Regions from separate parts of the Homo sapiens genome. Here all the other regions are linked to region 1. Evidence: chromatin contacts called from ENCODE Hi-C data. All regions are on one chromosome and are shown on one strand. The core of a region is the stretch at or near the end of the contact, and the rest is flanking DNA. Distances in the headings are between cores, read along the strand shown.

What was found. Hi-C counts contacts between places; a loop is a spot of excess contacts on that map. Pooled maps may share reads with other maps.
Region 2: a pooled map shows a loop between it and region 1 (14-fold over the local background). The contact joins the promoter of ZNF345 here to the promoter of ZNF224 in region 1. A Hi-C loop is called at or near these places in 6 of 50 pooled maps.
Region 3: a pooled map shows a loop between it and region 1 (9-fold over the local background). The contact joins the promoter of ZNF568 here to the promoter of ZNF224 in region 1. A Hi-C loop is called at or near these places in 5 of 50 pooled maps.
Region 4: a pooled map shows a loop between it and region 1 (14-fold over the local background). The contact joins the promoter of ZNF569 here to the promoter of ZNF224 in region 1. A Hi-C loop is called at or near these places in 12 of 50 pooled maps.
Region 5: a pooled map shows a loop between it and region 1 (17-fold over the local background). The contact joins the promoter of ZNF571 here to the promoter of ZNF224 in region 1. A Hi-C loop is called at or near these places in 4 of 50 pooled maps.

What each region holds. Positions count from the first base shown.
Region 1 is chr19:44,093,030-44,095,780 of GRCh38, forward strand. ZNF224 (zinc finger protein 224) reads left to right here and starts at 1,332. Exons shown (of 6, transcript NM_001321645.3): 1 at 1,332-1,501. RefSeq lists an enhancer at 1,142-1,251.
Region 2 is chr19:36,849,536-36,852,286 of GRCh38, forward strand. It overlaps ZNF345 (zinc finger protein 345), which reads left to right and starts at 1,341. Exons shown (of 3, transcript NM_001242472.2): 1 at 1,341-1,433; 2 at 2,295-2,369. It also overlaps a transcript of ZNF790 not described here. RefSeq lists an enhancer at 864-1,103.
Region 3 is chr19:36,914,900-36,917,650 of GRCh38, forward strand. It overlaps ZNF568 (zinc finger protein 568), which reads left to right and starts at 1,433. Exons shown (of 7, transcript NM_198539.4): 1 at 1,433-1,692; 2 at 2,680-2,749. It overlaps ZNF829 (zinc finger protein 829), which reads right to left and starts at 1,392. Exons shown (of 6, transcript NM_001037232.4): 1 at 1,112-1,392; 2 at 231-352; 3 at 66-123. The coding sequence starts at 268. RefSeq lists enhancers at 1,028-1,077, 1,138-1,517.
Region 4 is chr19:37,466,037-37,468,787 of GRCh38, forward strand. It overlaps ZNF569 (zinc finger protein 569), which reads right to left and starts at 1,408. Exons shown (of 6, transcript NM_152484.3): 1 at 1,048-1,408. It also overlaps a transcript of ZNF570 not described here. RefSeq lists an enhancer at 1,229-1,278.
Region 5 is chr19:37,593,359-37,596,109 of GRCh38, forward strand. ZNF571 (zinc finger protein 571) reads right to left here and starts at 1,434. Exons shown (of 4, transcript NM_016536.5): 1 at 1,383-1,434. ZNF540 (zinc finger protein 540) reads left to right here and starts at 1,518. Exons shown (of 5, transcript NM_001172225.3): 1 at 1,518-1,737. RefSeq lists enhancers at 395-1,076, 876-1,005, 1,076-1,125, 1,077-1,759, 1,356-1,555 and 2 more.

The DNA of each region.
Region 1 (2,751 bases), core at 82-2,581:
AAACAAAAAAAACAAATCGTAGTAGAAACATAAAATATTATGAAGTACTGGTACATGCTGTGATGTGGATGAACTTTAAAAGCAGTATGCTGGCAGGGCGCGGTGGCTCACGCCTGTAATCCCAGCACTTTGGGAGGCCGAGGCGGGAGGATCACGAGGTCAAGAGATCGAGACCATCCTGGCTAACACGGTGAAACCCCGTCTCTACTAAAAATACAGAAAAATTAGCCAGGCGTGGTGGCACGCGCCTGTAGTCCCAGCTACTCGGGAGGCTGAGACAGGAGAATCGCTTGAACCCGGGAGGCGGAGGTTGCAGTGAGCTAAGATCGTGCCACTGCACTCCAGCCTGGCACTTTTTTTGAGATTCCGTCTCAAAAAAAAAAAAAAGAAGCAGGATGCTAAGTGAAAGGTGTCAGAAACAAAAGGTTCCATAATGTATAATTCCATTTATATGAAATGTCCACAATAGGTAATTCAATAGGACAGAGATTAGTGTTAGACAGTGACTGCTTAGTGGGTATGGGGTTTTTGGGGTGATGAAAATGTTTCCTAACTTTTTATTTGTACTACATATATCCTAAAATGGTGAATTTCACGTTTTGTGCATTACACCTCAATAGAGATGTTTTAAATAATAAAATACATTAAAATGTTTTGCATAGATAAAACAATAAAAAAAAACGTTTTTGTTGAGAAAATATTTGCGAGATAAAATGTTAATATCATGAATATAAGAACAGTGCTTGAAAAGTGAGGGATAAAACCAAAAACTCAATAAGAAAGTGGGCAAAACATCTGGACAATTTACAAAAAATGTAATAATGACACCTGAAAATATGCAAGAATATGCCATCTTTACAAGAGTTATAAATTAAAACTACATGCCATTTCTTACCACTGGCAAAACTTATTTGAAGAGTGTATCATCTCGCTTGTTCCCTTTCCAGTAACACTCCTGTCCTCACTAGAGGGGTTTAGACTTCAGGAATTCCTTTCTATACGGTATTTTCTCTTAGGCACCCAGGGAGAGGGAAGGACGACTCTCAGGGTAGAAGTCCACATTTCCCAACAGGCGCTCGGGGGTACGAGATTCGTTCCCCGTGGGAAGAGTGGTCAAGGGCTTCCCAGTAGTCGTCAACACTTCCCTTTGAGTGTAATGCTGCAGGAGTACAGTCCAGACCCTCAGTGGAATCGCGGTCGGTTTAGCTCCGGCAGTTGGGTCCCAGGGAATTCTGGGAAGTGTAGTCCAGACGCTCAGTGGAGTCGCGGTCAGTTTGGCTCCGGCTGGCGGGTCCCGGGGAATTCTGGGAAGTGGAGTCCAAACATTCGGTGGAGTCGCGGACACTTCCGCTCGGGGACTGAGGTTGCTGCAGTTTTTCCGCGATAGTTTGGGGCAGTTCCGCGCGTTGCAGGCCCTTCTGAATTTCCTGGACCTACGCATTGGATCCTCAAAGAACTGGTGATCGAATTAGGGGAAAAGGGGCCTCGTCGGAGAGTAGAGGTTTGGAGGGGCAAGGGCCGCTGTTTGCGTTCTCGTCCGTGGCACCTTCTTGGGCTTGGGTCTGTCCTCGCTTCCCGGGGGCATTGGTACTTGGTTGGGTCGCGTCTCACCTGGTTTCAGGGTTTCCGGGGCTCTGAGCTCGCCCACTCCGCCCCCTGCACCCCACGCGCGTGGCCACTTCTTCTCGATATAACGTTGGGGTGTTAATCTCCTTGGGTTTCCCGTTACTGTTCTTTAAAATGGGGACTTTAGGGCCATCCTAATGGAATCGTTTTGGGAACTGGAAGAGGTAACACAAATGAGAGCCTTAAAGCAGTCCCTGTCACTTGGTGACTGGTGGTCTCTTGTTAATTTCCCACGAAGGACCGGGTGGGGTCAGAGCTCCAGCTGCAGGGGCCTCGGCCCTTCTCCCTGATCCCTGCAGGACGCTGGATGATCCCGGAAGCCTTCTGACCTCTTTTTAGGAGAGCGAGGGTTGCGTCCACTTTCATGAAGGGAAAGGAGCATTTAACTTTTATGGGGGACGGCGACGCGGTCAAGGTGTTTCACAGCTTTCTCGTTCCCCAACCCGACCTTTCCAGAAGAGCTGCAGGGAGGGACTTCTTGGCTTCTGAGGGCAAAGCTCTACGTGAGTGGTCCTTGGCTCTTTGACCGAGATGCTCACCCCAACCGAGAGTGTATAGGTTGTGTCCTCGGGCATGGGGGTCGATAATAATTAAGTCTTAATTAGTAACTTCATTCTAAGGGCTTTATACAAATAAATTTACGCCACACCGTGGCTCTGTGGAGAAGTATTGCTTTTTTCTATTTTAAAAACGAAAGTGAGACACAGAGCGCATAGGCACCCGACTAGTGAGAGGTGGAGCTGGGGTTGGAACCTAAGCAGTCTGGGTCAGAGCCTGATTTGATCTTCTCTTGGGATACGTTGTCACTGAGGCAGAGGAACTAGTTGGACTTAGGTGGGGAAAGCAAGACTTAGGGGCTTGAAATTTTCTGAGTTTCTAAAAATGTTGTCAACTATTTTGTTTCAATCATTACAAATATTTTGTATTCTTATAGAACCATGTCATTGTACAGCATTCTATTTTTCTTTATTAAGAACAAAATGGGCCTGGCGCGGTGGCTTACGCCTGTAATCCCAGCACTTTGGGAGGTCCAGGCGGGCGGATCACGAGGTCAGGAGTTCGAGACCAGCCTGGCCAACATGGTGAAACCGCATCTCTACTAAAAAATAATTACAAAAATTAGCT
Region 2 (2,751 bases), core at 91-2,590, 7.2 Mb before region 1:
CATAACTGATTTTGTACTCTAGTTCAGAAGAAATGTCTGAATGTTAAATGTTTACATAAAAAATGCTATTTTATTATATCAGTAATGGAGCTTCCCCCCTTTAAAACTGCTGCACCAGGAAGATACAACCTTGTTATCACAATTTAAAGAGAAAATGAGACTTGGAGGTTCAGATTCCTCCACAGTCATAGTATCAGCTACCCACGCAGTGACCCACATTCAGGTGATTACACACACTCATACACAGATCCATACACGATCTTGCCCCCCCCACCTCCACACACTCAATATGACCTCCCCACGCCCAAAGCTGCACACATCTTGACCTCACTTCTCTCACACACACACCAATCTGACCCGCACGCGGTTTCTTTCACTCAACTACCCAGACACCCCTCATCCCACCAGCACAAGCAGGCCCACCGCGGTCTCACACACACTCGAGCCTTCCTTTGCCCAGTCTCACATGCATGACTGGGATCGCGGATTTGTCCCCTTCCGACTCCCCATGCTGGTTCGGTCCCAGACGCTCAGGTGCCACATTGGGGTGCGCTCTCCCGGCTCCTCCACACGCTACGCAGCTGCCCGCCTCAAGAGCGTCTGCGTGCTTCCAGCGTTAAGTGGAATTCCAAGCAGCCTCCGGGGCACAGTTAGTCTGGTCACTGCGGCCAGACTGCCGCCTCAGGACCCAGAGAACGCAGCACACTTTAGTTGGGCCCATCTATCCCCGGCGAGGCTTGGACTACGTTTCCCAGGAGACCCTGCGGTCCAGTATGTCTCCCGAGGAGGGGCGGAAGCCCGGGAGCCGCCCTCTGAGGCTGGGCGGGGTGAAAGAAAGCTTGCCCCAGAGGACTTAAACAGGCAAGAAGGACTTGGTTAAAGACTATTGCAATAGTCAACTTCCAATACAACAGCAGCTGGAGATTTATAGCTAACGGGCTGGGTGAAGGAGTTAAAGGATGCTAAATTACTAAGAGGAAGTTAAGTATCAAGAGTGGGGGGATTGTTACTAAACTGGCTTAGCTGGATTCTTGCTGAAGTGCTGTTCGCAGGCTATGGAGGAGGCCTGGCCAAGCAAAAAGGGCTCAGAGGAGCCTGACTAAAGCTTGGTCTAGGGACTCCTTGTCAGGTGAGACTCCCGGAAGGCTCCGATGGGCAGCTCACCTCAAAGAGATAGTTTTGTTGGTGCCAGAGTCCGCGCCAGGGGAATCGGGATGGCTGGGCTGTAGCTTTCGGCAACCTGTCGCTTTCTGGACTACACTTCCCAGAAGCCTCTAGGCCCAGGGCACTCTCCCGCGATAACTAGATTGTCTCTTGAGGAGTGGGCGGGATCTTCCCGCGGATTTGGGCAAGCGGCCTTGGGGCTTTGTGAGATAGCTAGGGTCGACTTGTGTGGATTCTAGTAGAACGGAGCTGACCCTATCCGAACAGGCGTAAGTGAGGCGGCTCGGAGCCTGGCGCGACAGGAACTCCCGACCTGTGTGGGCTGCGTGGGGAACAGGCTAAGGAGCGATTGTGAGGAGTGTGTACGGTTGTGACTGGGGGCGTGTGTCTGTGCGACCGTGTATGGAACTGTGAGGGCGGGGAGGAGGACTTTTTGTTTATGTTTGTGCGGGTGTGAGTAGAGTTTAATTGTGACCGGGTTGGGCACTGTGTTTGCGAGTGTGAGGTTCCTGGACCGCGGTTGTGACTGTATGTCCCCTTGGGGTGTGTGTGTGTGTGTTTACTACCATTTGCCGAACTGTGTGTAGTATGCCTTAATTTTGAGGTTTGTGGCTGCTTCCGTGTGTGTGTGTGCGCGCGCGTTGGTGATATTGTTGATGGAGGGTGCGTGTGAATTTGTTGTCATTGTGACCCCAAGGTGTATGTCACTGGGAATTTGAGAGATGCCCACGGACTCTGTGGTTGTGTCCGTGTCTACCCCCGTGGTGTGTATGAGTGTGTGATTGTGTGTTGTGTTTAGGTTTGGGGTGCCTGTGACGTTTATGTCCCTGCGGTGTGAGTGAGTTTGTGTGACTATGTGTCCGTATAGCCAATGTAGGTATGGGGAGTCTTTGTCTTTGTGACTTCAGCCATTGGAGACCCCTGTGAGCTCAGGGACAGGTTCTGCCCAGAACGGCATTGACCCTACCGTTGTCTGTGATGCCCGGATTAAGCAGGATGCCCTAGACTTCTCTGACCTTCCTCTGTAGGTGATGGGCAGTAGGGGCTGAGCAAAGATAACTTCTGACATAGTCAAACCAACTCCCTCTCAGAAGAACCTGATGTTTCCTGACTGCTTTCTCCTTCCTCAGCCCTGCCCTGCTTGGATAGAGGCCTCCGAACAGGAGTAAAGAATGGCTGTTGAACATCCACAAGGCACCTGCAAGGTAGCTTGTCCTGTCCTCTTGTTTAAGAAAAATCCCTTTTTCTTTGTCAGGACATAGTTGCTTTCCTTCTCTTGAAAATTCTTGCCTATGAGATGACCTGATCCCTGGAGTTTCCATTTTGAGAAAATGTGGTGTCTTCAAACCCCACCTCCCACACCTGATTTTCCCTTACTGATTTGTCAGATGGTTTTAATTTTTCTTTTTCTTTTTTTTTTCTTTCTTTCTTTTTTTTTTTTTTTTTTTGAGACAGAATTACAGGCGTGAGCTGCTGTGCCCGGCCTTATCCTTCTACTCTTGATGGACATTTGTCTTGTAATTTTTGGCTACTACAGGCAGTGTGACTATGATCATTTTGTGCGCATATTTTGGTACACATTTGCTT
Region 3 (2,751 bases), core at 183-2,682, 7.2 Mb before region 1:
CTATAATTAAATGACATTCCTTTAAGCAAGAATTTTCAGAAGAAAAAGAGGAAACCCCAACACACCTTGGATACTGCTTGTAGAAGTTCATCATGCATTCTTTCCTCCTCTTCTGGGTGACACCTGGAGAAAGGTAAAATTGGGAGAGGGAAGAGTAACTGTGAGACACCAGGTTTTTCTTGGTACCCAGATTAGTCAAGTAAGAGTTCTTCCCCAGCCCCATTACCCACCACACATGAGGAATGGAGATCAGAGGAGAATGGGGCATTCTGTCCAATTCCAGTGGCTCAGGGGAAAGGTTGTGTTCACTGCTGTCCAGGGTTGGAATCTGACCAGACCTCAGAGAGGTTTCCTAGAGACAGAGTTCTGGAGTCACAATCGCATAGTTGACAGGACCCCATACTCATACACAGAATGCCACATACATTTAGGGACAGTCACACTTAAGGCGACATGCACGTCTCACCTGCCCACAAGGAGCCACACACGGCAACACAGTTACAATCACATACACACCATAGGAAACACACAATTACAGCTGCACAATCGTAGGCACCCCACACTGTCGCAGAGTCACAATCACACATCACCACGGGAACACACAGCCACAACCCCCACAGTGACAGGTATCCCATATCCGCACATAAGCCGCAGTGTTATTATCTCCCAGACAATTTCACAACCTCCCCTCTTTTTTTGGGGGGGTGGGGTGGGGTGGGGACAGAGTCTTGCCCTGTCGCCAGGCTGGAGTGCAGTGGTGCGATCTCGGCTCACTGCAACCTCCGCCTCCCGGGTTCAAGTGATTCTCCTGCCTCAGCCTGCGAGTAGCTGGGATTACAGGCGCGCGCCACCATGCCTAGCTAATTTTTGTATTTTTAGTAGAGATGGGGTTTCACCATGTTGGCCAGGATGGTCTCGATCTCTTGACCTCGTGATCCTCCTGCCTCGGCCTCCCAAACACAACCTCCACCTTTCAGGCCGCTCCGCCCGCAGGGGCCCAAGGCGCCAGCTCCCCATCGGTCTTCGGTATCCTCACCTAAGCCCTTTCCAGTCATCCCGGATGGGAACTTGCAGACCTGAGCCAGTTCTCCTGGGGACCAAAATATCTCACCTCCCAGATCTAAGGGTCCCGCCAGGAGTGACGAAACGTTCGAATTCCTGCGAGAAAAGTGGCAGGCCACCAGGCCCTCTGGGAAATGTAGTCCAGAGCGGGACCCACGCCGATTCCTGTCAGCTCCTCGCCTGGGCCCACCCGAAACGGCTGCTCCCTCAACTCTCAACATCCAGCCGAGCCTCGGAGTTGCGGGTCGCCGTAGCGCTGCGCAATGGAGATGAGCCTCCCGGGGAACCCGGCCCAAGCCTCACCCTCACACAGGAAAGCAGATGTGTTCTGGCCGGAAGTTGAGTGGGGCCGCGGGGCCTGCTGGGAGGTGTTGTCCTCGGAAACGTCGCTGGCGCGGAGGGATGGTTCGGCGCTTTAGGCGTCTGTCACAGACCTATCTGCGGGTCGCCTTCACCCAGCATCTCAGAAACTGCGCGCGGGATGAACATTCGGGTGTTTCCGGCAGGTGACGCTGCCGAGTCCCCGCAGCAGGGGGCGAGCAAGGGACTCGCGGTTGACGGGACACGGATCCTCTAAGGCCCAGAGTGTCCCGAGTAGCGGCAGTGGGGAGTGCTCAGGGTACGCTAATGGTGAGTGGTTGCAGTTGATGGGACAAAAAACTGTGATGGGAGTTAGTGTGGGTGTGTGGTTGTGTGTGTGAGTGTGACGGCACGAATAATCTGATGGGGTGATTGTGATATTTGGTTGCGCGGGATTATGATGAAATGTGTGATATGTGTGTGATTATGATTAAGGCTGTAGCGAGTGTGAACGTGGCGAAGTGTGCGTGATTGTAATATGTCTAGTAGTTCTTGTCTTGAGCTGGCTTTTCTGTAGCATTTGGCACAGTTGGTAACGGCTTGAAAAACACTTATTTGTTTTCTACTGATCCTCCCTCCTTGTTGGCCACTCCTCTGTAGTCTTCTTTGCTGTCTTTTTTACCCTAGTAGCCCTTGGCCCTTTGTAATTTTCCACTATTCCTTGGCGAACTTTTCAGGTTCATTATTATCTTATGACTTGCTGCTTTTATGTATGTTAGTTAGCTATTGCCATGATAATAATTATGTCTAAAAACCACCCCTGAACTCAATGCCATACAACAGCAAGTCCTTACTCTCCTGTTCACAGGCTTGCGCATTGACTGTGTTCAGCTGATCTAGGTGGGGCTTGGCTGAGTGGATAGGCTGCGTGACGAGTTAAGATCTGCGCCGCATGTGTTCTTTCAGGGTCTCAGGCCAAAAGGACATTTGTTGCCAGGGCATGCTCTGCTCCTGATGGGTCACCAGAGCGCAAGAGAGATTGCCTCAACCAGAGCAAGTCACATGGCTAAGCCTAAAATCAATTATGCCCACAGTTGGAGAGCAAAGTTACCTCGCAAAGAGTATGAATAATAATCTATTAGAGGGTGTGAGGAATTGGACTAAAATTCCAGTCTACCACCTTAAGAAACATACCTCTTTATCCTGGTGAATGCCTTTTAGTCCGGGTTCTCTTTTGTCTGATAATATTGCTTTTCAAGTTTTATTGTATTTCTTAAGAATTTCATTTTCTAACCCCCTTGTGTCTTTATGTTTCAGATCTGTGTCTTGTAAAGAGCATATTGCTGGGCTTACATCCGTTTATCTTGTTTGACTGTTATTTTAATAGGT
Region 4 (2,751 bases), core at 158-2,657, 6.6 Mb before region 1:
AAGCCATTATGCACACATATAGAACATATGAATGTATACGTATGTATACACAAAGGCGGGGGTGAAAAGATGGAAAGTAAATTTTGACAGTAGTTGCATGGCCTGTAGAACTATGAATGATTTTTGTTCTTCGAGCTTTTCTGTATTTTTCTCCACCCCACTCCACTCCCCAAATGGGGTGGAGTAGGGAAGGAGGAGAATGAGTTTAGTAAGTACACAAAACAACGTAGCTAATACACGAAAATAAAATTAAAAATAAATAAATATTAAAGTGTTGGGGATATCGATGTTTCATATAAAAACATATTTCCGGCCGGGCGCGGTGGCTTACGACTGTAATCTCAGCACTTTGGGAGAACGAGGCGGGTGGATCACCTGCGGTCAGTTGTTCGAGACCAGCCTGACCCACATGGAGAAACCCCGTCTCTACTAAAAATACAAAATTAGCCAGGCGTGGTGGTGCGCCTGTAATCCCAGCTACTCGGGAGGCTGAGGGAGGAGAATTGCTTCTTCCCAGGAGGCGGAGGTTGCGGTGAGCCAAGATCGCGCCATTGCCCTCCAGCAGCCTGGGCAACGAGAGCGAAACTCCATCTCAAAAACAAAAACAAAAAAACAACGTATTTCCAATGACCAAAGCTAAAGACATGCAGCGCTGGCACAAACGCCAAGTCTCACACATCTACACCCACAAGCACACCCTACCTTGTATCCACAGTTTTTCATTCATTCAAGATCCCACTGTCATGCACGTTTGCACGCAGGTTCATACTGAAAGATAAAAGGGAAAGCGCCTCCACGAAATCCGCTTACGGACACGATCCCGGGGCCACACTCAGCCAGACGAATGTCTGGCAAATGACAGTCACTTCACGCCAGACTCTCACAGTCCTTCACACGCCACTCCCACTGCCTCAGGGAACCACAAGCACAGGCATCGCCCCGCCCGGCGTCCTCCTCCAAAGATTGGGGCACCAGGACCGCGGGCCCCCACTCCCACCCAGCACAAAGAGTCCGGCGCTCAGAGCTAGCGGTTTCCCGAGGACTCACCACCAAGCCCGCGGACACAGGCCCCGATTCCACACTTAACGCTGCCAAAGTGGCAGAGCCGGCGCGGGCTGGGACAGAGGCGGCACTGAGGCCGGCGCTGTCGGTGGCTGAGAGCGCCACAAGTCTCGGTCCGTTACACCAGGGGCGACGCTTCCCAGAGGCCCCCGCGGCTCACCCGGGCGGGACTGGCTTCACTGTTTGCGCGTCCTGAGAAGCAGACCACGGTGTTCCAGGGCTCACAGCTCCGCGCAGGGGAGCTCAGCCTAGGTTTTGCACGAGCGGCCTCCCGCGAGCCCAGCTCTGAGAGATTGGGAGCGCAACTTGGTGCTGAGAAGAATCGAATCGTTCCGCTGCTTCCTGCGCCGAACTACATTTCCCAGAGGCCTTCGCGGCCCTACTTCCCCGACCCCACCTGCAAAAAGGCACTTCCTTCTTACAGTCGGCTGGAGCTGCAGGTTCGCAAGGTCCGTGAAGGAAGCCCGGCTCAGTGTGTTTAGTTCCGTCTTTTTGGGTCTCTACCTGAGGCTAGAATACAGCGGGGTGAAGGTGGTGAGAGCTCCAGGGCCAGTGAAGGCCGGGTCAGCTGGAGCCTTAAGGTCCTGACAGCGGCTAGAAGAGGGAGGAGTGACGTAGTGTGACTGTATGTGTGAAACTTCGGCCATGGAATTTGGAGTGGGGTTTCCAGGGCGAGAGACCCTGTCCAGTGACATCTGAGGTCGTGCGAATATGCGACCTTTTGTGTGACCATGGTCGCGTTTTATATTCTCGTGGCTGTTTGATTCTGACCTTGCAGTTTTGTCAGAGACAATGTGCATGTATTTGTTCTTTCTGGACTTCTCGATTGTGAGTGTGACAGTGTTATTGGATTTCATGACCCGGGATCGTGAGCGAAAAGTAGTGTGGCCAGACCGCCTGACTTCTAAACAGACTTGGCCTTACTAGCTGTGTCATCTCAGACTAGGTACTTAACTTCTCTATGCCTTTCGTGTTTTTTTTTTTTTGTTTGTTTTGTTTTTTTTGAGGCAGAGCCTCACTTTGTTGCCCAGGCTGGAGAGTGCAGCGGCGCGATGTTGGCTCACTGCAGCCTCGAACTCCCGGGCTCAAGCGATTCTCTGCCTCGGCCTTCCGAGTAACTGGGACCACAATCAAGGGACACTCCGCCCGGCTGATTTTTGTTTGTTTGTTAGTAGAGATAAGGTCTCGCTATGTTGCCCAGGCTGCTCTCGAACTCCTGAGCTCAAGCGATCCTCCCGCCTGGGCCTCAAAAAGTGCTAGGATTACAGGCATGAGCCGCACGGGGCCGGTCTTAATACCTTTAATAAAGAGATAATAGGCCGGACGCGGTGGCTCACGCCTGTGATCCCAGCACTTTGGGTGGGCAAAGCGCACGGATCATTTGAGGTCACGAGGTTTTTGTTTGTTTGTTTTTTAAGACGGAGTCTTGCTCTGTCGCTCAGGCTGGAGTGCAGTGGCGCGATCTCGGCTCACTGCAACCTCCGCCTCCTTTCGCCTCCCAGGTTCAGGCAATTTTTCTGCCTCAGCCTCCTGAGTAGCTGGGACTTAAGGCGCGTGCCACCACGCCCGGCTAATTTTTTTGTATTTTTAGTAGAGACGGGGTTTCACCATGTTGGTCAGGCTGGTCTCGAACTCCTGACCTCGTGATCTGCCCACCTTGGCCTTCCAAAGTGCTGGGATTACAGGCGT
Region 5 (2,751 bases), core at 184-2,683, 6.5 Mb before region 1:
ATTTTAAAACTCTTCAAATTTCCCCCAGAAAGTACAGTTATTTTTCATCAAAACCTTAGACCAGGCCAGGCGCGGTGGCTCACGCCTGTAATCCCAGCACTCTGGGAGGCCCAGGCGGGTGGATCACGAGGTCAGGAGATCGAGACCATCCTGGCTAACACGGTGAAACCTCGTCTCTACTAAAAACACAAAAAATTAGCCGGGCATGGTGGCGGGCGCCTGTAGTCCCAGCTACTCGGGAGGCTTAGGCAGGAGAATGGCGTGAACCCGGAAGGCGGAGCTTGCAGTGAGCCGAGACCGCACCACCGCACTCCAGCCAGGGCGACACAGCGAGAATCCGTCTCAAAAAGCAAACAAACAAACAAAAAAATCTTAGACCAGAAAGGACTGCTGTATCATTGGGTGGAAAGGAGAGGTGTAGTGTGGCTGGGGAGTAGAGCTAAACTGATGATCCCATCCCCGCAGCATCATTTATGGGGTGCCTAAGGACCAGTCACTAGCATGGCTGGTTCTTCCTTAGGAAGATGTTGCTGGAGGTAGAAAACGTTTCGGAAAGGAAGAAATTTGAGGTTAGAAAGAAAACAGGAACTTCACACAAGACTTTCAGAAGTGCGATATTCTTTTCCTCTGGGTGCCTCTCTTGGAAAACGCAGAACCGAGAAAAGAAATAAGCATCATAGAACATCAGAGCTCTCGGAGCAGACGAAACAATTTAGGATAACACCAACCTCTAGAAAGGGATTAGTCTTCCCCACAGGGCTGTCAAGCTAGAATAGGACATCTTTAACAGTGGTCTTCTTCCTAAGACACTTCCAGGGGTAAAGCCTCACCATCAGGGAAACTTCAAAAAGAGCCTCTTACTCTGCAAAGAAACTGCAGCAGCTGTAACCGCACGATTCTCAGCTGGCTTAATGATGTCCGTGTCACACGAGGAGTACTGCGGCCCGGGAGGGGCCAAGCGCTAGGAGCATTAACAGGCGGCAGGTGAGCCCACCCCGCGGCCGCACAAGCGCACACGCACACGTCCAGGGCGGAGGAACACTACTAGTAACACCCGCCTCCTTCTAGCCTCCCTATCCCAAAGTTATGGTGCCGATTTTGTCCGCGGCAGGGGCTCCAGGGGCACACTCATAAATTCGGTGCGGAGGAACACAACTAGCAGCACCACACCCCCGCCACTGCCAGAACCAAAGTGACGGTGCCGACACCCCTCCGCAAGCGCAAGGCCGACTTCCATAAGTAATTAGCCAGAGCACCGTCCCGTTCCTGTCAGCACCGAGCCCCAGCCAGGACACCGGTATTCCCAGCACCATACAAGAACTACTTTTTCGATGAAGCAACCCAAAAGCTGCGAGCGGTTCCCGGTGAGGCCGCCCACTCACCTGGCCGGCGCAGACAAGCTCCGTGCGTCAAGACATAACAGCGTAAGTGTACGACGTTGCGCAGCGACGCGGGGGCCTTCGGGAAATGTAGTCTACAACTGGAAACCGGCCGGATCGTGTCTGCGCAGGCCCAGCAGCTAAGATCGGGTCCGGCGCTCCAGAACAGAACGATCCCTGAGGCTCCCTTGCTCGAACTGTGGGACTTACCCTACTATGGTCCGAGCCTACCCTATTTCATTATACTCAAGTAACGCCCCAGAAATTCCAGAGAATCTCACACAAAGAGGTTGAGTCTTGCCGTGGTGCCTTCAGGGGAATGTCATCCCGGGCTAGAAGAGCTGCAAAAGGCTGTCAGGTAAGGTCTGGATTTCTCTCTGACAGCTCTGGCCGTGACGCAGTGGCCACGATACCGGGTTGCTGCTCAACGGGGTTCGGAAGTGTGACGCATTCTTTGCGGCCATGTGTGTGTGTGTGCGTGTGTGTGTGGGTCTGTGCGCGCGCGTGTCCGAGTGTCCTCTGTGGGTGCAGAGTGGGTAGTGGCCATGCCTGTGTGATGTGCGTCAGATTATGCTTGAGGCTATTAGTGGCGCATTTAGTATTGTGTGCGGAAGGGTCTTGGGAATGGTTTGATTATAGCTTTGAGGGTGACTGATGTCTGTTTAATCAGATTCAGCCTGCGACTGAGTATCTTATAACCTGTAAGAAATTGATTTTTCTTTGCATGGTCATGAATTTAAAATAGATTCCCATGAAATTATATAAATGTAGTGAATGATTCATTGAGAGTTCGCCTGTGGCAGTGAATGTGGGGAAAGAAGTGTGTGAGCATAATATGGTGAGAATGAGCACGATTGTGTGCAGCGCTGTATTATAGTGATATCTCCTGGCTTCAGTTTTCTCACCTGTAAAGTGAGGGTGTCAGTCGTGTAACGCTTTGGAACAATGCTTTTTAATAGGAATTTCTGCAAAACTGAGTTCCATTTTTTATATCTGTGCTCTCCAATATAGTAGCCACTAGCTACATATGGCTATTGAGAAATTGAAATGTGGCTGGTTTGACTGAGGAACGAATTTTTTAAATTGTGTTCAATTTTAATAAATCTAAATGTAAACAGCTATATATGGCTAATAGTCTTCCTATTGAACAGTACAACCTGGAGCATTAATTTGCCTTCAAGATTTGAAGGGGGTAAAAACTTAATTCATCTAGCAAATATTTGAAAATGAAATTCTTAAAACTTCCTTAAATTTTTTTTTAAATTTGAGATGATTGTAGATTCATATGAGGTTGTAAGAAATAATAGAGACATTGTGTGTTATCTTCAACTTAGTCTTCTCCAATGACAACATCTTGCAGGACTGTAGTATA